Regions from separate parts of the Homo sapiens genome. Here region 2 is linked to region 1. A link is an interaction called in ENCODE POLR2A ChIA-PET data of the cell type or tissue named here. Cell type or tissue: A673. All regions are shown on one strand. Each heading gives the region's core, and the rest is flanking DNA. Links, peaks and the distances in the headings are about the cores only.

Region 1 (2,917 bases), core at 123-2,622:
TTGCCATGTTGGCCATGCTGGTCTTGAACTCTGGACCTCAGGTGATCTGGCCTCCTCGTCCTCCCAAAGTGCTGGGATTACAGGCATGAGCCACTGTGCGGCCCACGCTTTGGTTCAATTGATTTTCAAGAAACGTGCCAAATAATTCAGTGGGGAAAGAATAGTCTTTTCAACAGAAGGTGCTGGAACAGCTGAATAACCACATGCAAAAAGATGAAATTTGACCTTAACTTCACATTATATACAACAACTTGAATAAAACAGGACAAAATCTTTGCAGCCTTCGATTAGGCAGATTTCTTGCACATGACAGAAAAAGCATGAACAATCTAAGACACAGCTGACAAGTTAAAACTTTATAAAAATTAAAACTTCTGCTCTTCAAAAGACACCACTGAGAAATGACAATATTTGCAAAACATACATCTGATGAAGGACTTGCATCCATAATATATTAAAAACTTCTAAAATTCGGCAATAAGAAAATAACCCAGTAAGAAATGAGCAAAATAGACCACGCATAGTTGCTTATGCCTGTAATTCCAGCACTTTGGGAGGCCGAGGCAAGAGGACTGCTTGAGCCCAGGAATTCAAGACCAGCCTGGGTGACATGGTGGAACAAAAGAATACAAACAAATACAAAAATTAGCTGAGTAGGGTGGCATGGGCCTGTAGTCCCAGCTACTTGGGGGAATGAGGCGGGAGGATCACTTGTGCCCAGGAGGTTGAGGCTGCATTGAGCCATGATTGTGCCACAGCACTCCAGCCTGGGTGACAAAGCGAGACCCTGTCTCAAAAAAAAAAAAAAAAAAAAATTCAAAACAAAATGGAAAGCAATTATGCCCTTATGACACCTCCTTCCTCTTTGGCTGGCCTCTGAAACATCTGGTGCCTCAGTAACTCTGGGGTAAATTTCTCCTTGAGTTCTCCTCCCCAGAGCCTTGGAAGGCCTTGAGGGAGACCTGGAGTGGATTGACTAGCAAGTAACCCTAACCCTGGGGAAGCATCTTCTTTCTCTTGGTGGAGGTTAGAAACAGAAAACTGACAAACAGGAGCACATGTAGAAGACCATGCACAGGATGGCGAAGGCCTTATAATCACGTCCTAGTCATTCTTCATTCTTCCATCAAATACTTGTTGTCTTCACTCTGCCAAATAAGTCAAATAAGTGCTGTGGCTATAAAACAATGAACATTACTGACAAGGTGCTTGCTCTCATGGAGCTTATATTCTAATAGTGTAAAGCAGAGCACAGAGCATACATAGCTGGGTGGATAAATAGAAGAAAGTAATAAGAAAACAACGTTAAGTCCTCTGCAGTTAAAAGGGTGAGAGCACAGAATGACTGAACCACAAGAGGGAGCCAGTCGTGCAAAGACCAAAGGGAGGCACATCAGAGGCACCATTTCTGTCTTAACTGCCATAGCCATTTGAAGCCCTCTATTCCATCTTTAACCAGCTTAAATTTCAGAGTCGATCTGTATAATCACTCCCTGAACTCCCTGACCACTTTAATTCTGCCATGCTGGTGGGCAAAACTGCAACTCCGGTTAAATCCAACTTTCCACCCATACTGTTTCTGTACCCATGAGCTGGTCATAGATGGAAAACAGACAGACAGATAGACAAACACACCCACCCACACACACACCAAGCTGTTTGGTCTTACTTTAAAGGTATCACTAGGAACTTAAGTAGGCCCTTGCTATTTTCCCAGCAAATGTCCTGTATTTCCCTGGTCCTTTCACTCTCCTACTCTATTCATGGACATTTTCATCTCTGTTCTTCTCTTCTCCCCCATCCTCACTCTCAGCTGTCGACTGTGCTTCTTTCCTCACTGAAAAAACTGAAGAATCAGAAGAGAACTTCCATTCACTCTTACCATGCACACTTATCCATGCAGGGGTACGGCTTTAGGCCCTGCCTTTCTCCCTGTCAGTAAGGAAGCACTCTTGGTGCAGCCATGCAAAAGCCTCCACTTGTGCGTTAGATCTCACCCCTCTCGCAGAATAAAGAACACTAGACCAGCAAATCCTCCCTGTCTACCCTACTTCATCAATTTTTCCTCTACTGGATCATTTCTATCAGTATACAACCATGCTGTTGTGTCAACCATTTCAAAAACAAAAATCTCCTCTTGACAGCACTTCCCTTATTGGTTACCTTCTTATTTCTCTGTAACCCTTGTAGCCAGTTGTCTATACTAGCTGTCTCTAATTCCTCTTCTCCTATTATTCTCTCTTAAATTCTCTCCAATCCAGCTTTTGTGCACCACTGAGCTGAAACTGATCTTTCCAAGATCAACAAAACCAGCAAAACTCTATCAGAAGGAAAAAAAGAATGAGGCAGCTGTAAGTTAGGGAAGACGTGTTAGGGGAAGGAAATGGGCAGAAGAGGACTAGACTGAGTACCTGTAACAAAAGAATTCCTTACATGTGTTGTATTCTTTCCACTCCGTTTGGACCATAATTATATATACATATATGTATATATATTTCCTTATTTTCTTTGGAATCTAGTGTTTCCCAGATTGTCAAAGCAGGCTATTAGAGTGAAATCTGAATATTAGACTAATCTGCTCACCATTTAGGGAAAAGGAGAGTAAAACAAAATCATAGCAGTGAGAGAGCTTTTATTTTATGTTTGCTTACCTCTGAAATTGACGTGAAACCTCAGAAACCTAAAAGTCTCTTTAACCTAACCAGGAATGATTTAAACAGTCTAAGAAAGAGTTGCCCCCAAACAATATCCCTCTATTCTAAGATAAATGTAGTTGTGGTAATTTTGCAGCTATCCCTTTTTAAAAATGGCCCAGCCAGGAATTATGTATATTAACCTCAGGTAGCTTTGAAAGTCTGGCTGCAGTACTGTGCTTTCTGATCTTATCAGTGAGAACAACTGTGACTTACCTCAGTGA
Region 2 (2,917 bases), core at 231-2,730, 160 kb after region 1:
GCCATTTTAGCTGGGAATCCTGCCTCATTTACCTTCACAATCCTATAAGGTATATATGTGGTTATTCTCATTTTATAGTGAAGAGAGGCAGGTAAAATAATTGACTCAAGGTCACATAGCTAGTAAGTGGGATTTGAAGTTGGATCAGACTTAAAAAATCAGAGAGCTTTTTTTATTAAATAGTGTTGTGCCTTATCTTGTATTGAGGAAAGACCCACCCATCACACGTTCCCCAAGTTGCAATACTATAGTTATAGTTGTGTTTTAAATACCATGTGTTTGGCTGGGCACAGTGGCTCATGCCTGTAATCCTAGCACTTTGGGAGGCAGAGATGGGTGGATCACTTGAGGTCAGGAGTTCAAGACCAGCCTGGCCAACATGGTGAAACCCCATCTCTACTAAAAATACAAAAATTAGCCGGGCATGGTGGTGCACACCTGTAATCCCAGCTACTCAGGAGACTGAGGCAGGAGAATCACTTGAACCCCAGAGGCAGAGGTTGCAGTGAGCTGAGATCACGCCACTGCGCTCCAGCCTGGGTGACAGATGAGACTCTGTCTCAAAAAAACAAAACAAAACCATGTATTTGCCCAGATACTTCCCAGTTATCCTTACAACCACTTAATAAAAGAGGTCAGCCTTGGATAGTTCTGTCTCAGAAAGGTTCTTTTCTCCTCAGCTGTTTATTTCGTTGTTTTGGGACTTTACAACCTCTAAACTTTGTGTTAGCTTTTTCTTTAGCAGTTCTCAAAGTGTTTAGAGTCAGAAGCATTCCATTGTTTAACTTAAACCTTTTATTTGAAGCATCTATGGTCATTCTCTTATATTAAAATTGTTCCCTCTTCATTTAACCTCACTTTCCATAAGGCAGCGAGTAGATCGTGTTTATTTTTGAATCCCTAGTGCCTGGCCCCTTGTCTGAGGTAGGGGATTCATAGTGTTTGGTTCAACATCATCTTTTATTTGGACCATTGCAGTTGCTTCCAAACTGCTGGTCTCTGCCTTCTGTCAGCTGCTCTCAAAATGACCTGACATTGGTCTTTCTCAAAATCAACAATCACTGGCCTCCTCTAACCTGCATTGTAGAGTCTTGGCTACTCAGCATGGTCTAGAGGGTTGACCACGCCTGCCTCTGTCCACTGCTGTAGCCCCATGTCTGGCCACTCACCCCCCAACGCACCCTCCAGTGCACCAATGTGCACTTTGTGAAAGGACCACTACATGCTCTCAAACTTGTGCTCTTATTTCTGCCAGAAATGTGCTATCTCCAGTCCCACCTATTTCTGTTATTTAATATCTATTTTTCTGCAAATCCCAGCCCCAGGACATTCTCTGTGAAACCTCGTCTGATCCACCCTTATATGGAGTTAGAAGATTATTTTTGCTCCCACACACTTCCTTTCAATTCCTCCCTCCCTCCCTCCCTCCCTCCCTCCCTTCTTTCCTTCCTTCCTTCCTTCCTTCCTTCCTTCCTTCCTTCCTTCCTTCTTTCCTTCCTTCCTCCCTTCCTCCCTCCCTCCCTCCCAAATGGAATCTTGCCATATGTATTATTCTGCAGTTTGATTTTTCTCCTTAATACGAAGCTTATCATGTTGTAACTATTGAATGATTAGTCAGTTCTATTAGTGTCTGGTTCATAGGAATTATTATCATTGTATGACCAATTTCTAGCACAGAGGCTGGCACATTGTAGGCACACAAAAATTATTTATTGAGTGAAATTGAGCCATGGTGTTGAGTGAGTCCATGGCAGTTCACTTGCCATTTATTGTCTTTGAATTCTGCTGTCAGTAGGGTGGTCATATGTTCCAGTATATGCCTATTCCTATTTTCCCAGCATAGTTATGAATAGTTCCTGATGTTTTAATATCTCCTAGTTGGTACAGTAAATTATATGGACACCCCAGCCTGGGCAATAAGGCGAGACCCTGTCTCTACAAAAAAATAGAAAAATTAGCCAGGCGTGATGGTGTGCACGCCTGTAGTCTCGGCTATTCTGGACGTTGAGGTGGGAGGATTCAGCATTGAGCCTGGGAGGCCAAGATTGCAGTGAGCCAAGATTGTGCCACTGCACTCCAGCTTGGGTGACAGAGTGAGACCTGTCTCAAAAAAACTTATATATAATTTTTATATGTATATGGCCACCCTACCAATTAAACAGATCTAAGTGGAAGCTCATTTTACCTTATCCAGTGGAACAGCTAGAGAGTAATAAATATTTGGGGTATGAGGTTGCATTTGAAACATTGAATCCAGTTTCTTTCCAGCCAGCCAATCAGCAAAGCCCCAAATCACACACTGGAAAAAATTACCTTTGATGCATCTTCAAAGCCTAAATGTTTCATGTTCCAGAAGGACTGCTGATTCCTTTTAGAAGTACTTTTACAAGAAGTGGTTTACCTTTCAGAAATGGACCTTTTTTTGTTGTTCTGCCGCTTCCCAGCAGTATGACCTTGGCAAAGTTCTCCCGGAATGTAAAATGGGGATGAGAGTAGTCCTGCTTTACAGGGTTAATGTGGCAATTGAGATCATTCATGTAGAGTGATTAGCATTGTTAGTGGCATAGTAAGTGCTTAGCAAATATCAGCTTTTATTATTGGTGTTATGATCGTGACCATTACTATCTTTTGACATAGACTAGTTTAGAAGACGTTGGTTATGGTCTTGAAAGGAGTGACTAGGATCTGCCCCACAGCTTTCTGATTGCAATGTGTATGCCCTTAACTGCCTGTCAATGCAGGATGCTACTGCACTGTAGAGGATGGAAAAAGAAAATCAGTAAGAAGAAATCATGTGTGGGTTGCAAAGGAGAGAGTAGAATGACATAACTGTGGTTGCTAGTGAGTCAGGGGCTAGCTGTGTCTACCTTGGAAATCTTGGGTGGGTCAGATTTGGATTGACATTAGAACAGATGGG

The links. Peaks named below come from ENCODE experiments on the same cell type or tissue, not always from the same donor. Only the 100,000 strongest peaks of a DNase experiment are listed, where the experiment ranks them.
Region 2: POLR2A ChIA-PET joins it to region 1 with 11 read pairs; 1 of 35 experiments calls an interaction of 5 or more read pairs at or near these places.

Annotation. Positions count from the first base shown.
Region 1 is chr1:65,074,005-65,076,921 of GRCh38, reverse strand. No RefSeq gene overlaps it. Among named protein-coding and RNA genes, the nearest start is that of MIR101-1, 17 kb to the right of the region's middle. RefSeq lists silencers at 1,277-1,326, 1,347-1,396. In A673, for the core only: CTCF peaks have their summits at 1,138 and 1,340 (motif pointing right); a DNase peak (open chromatin) is centred at 1,371.
Region 2 is chr1:64,912,228-64,915,144 of GRCh38, reverse strand. All of the region lies in intron 1 of JAK1 (Janus kinase 1), which reads left to right. Among named protein-coding and RNA genes, the nearest start is that of JAK1, 53 kb to the left of the region's middle. In A673, for the core only: no CTCF peak of the experiment used is centred there; a DNase peak (open chromatin) is centred at 1,344; H3K4me3 peaks cover 692 bases; H3K27ac peaks cover 2,409 bases.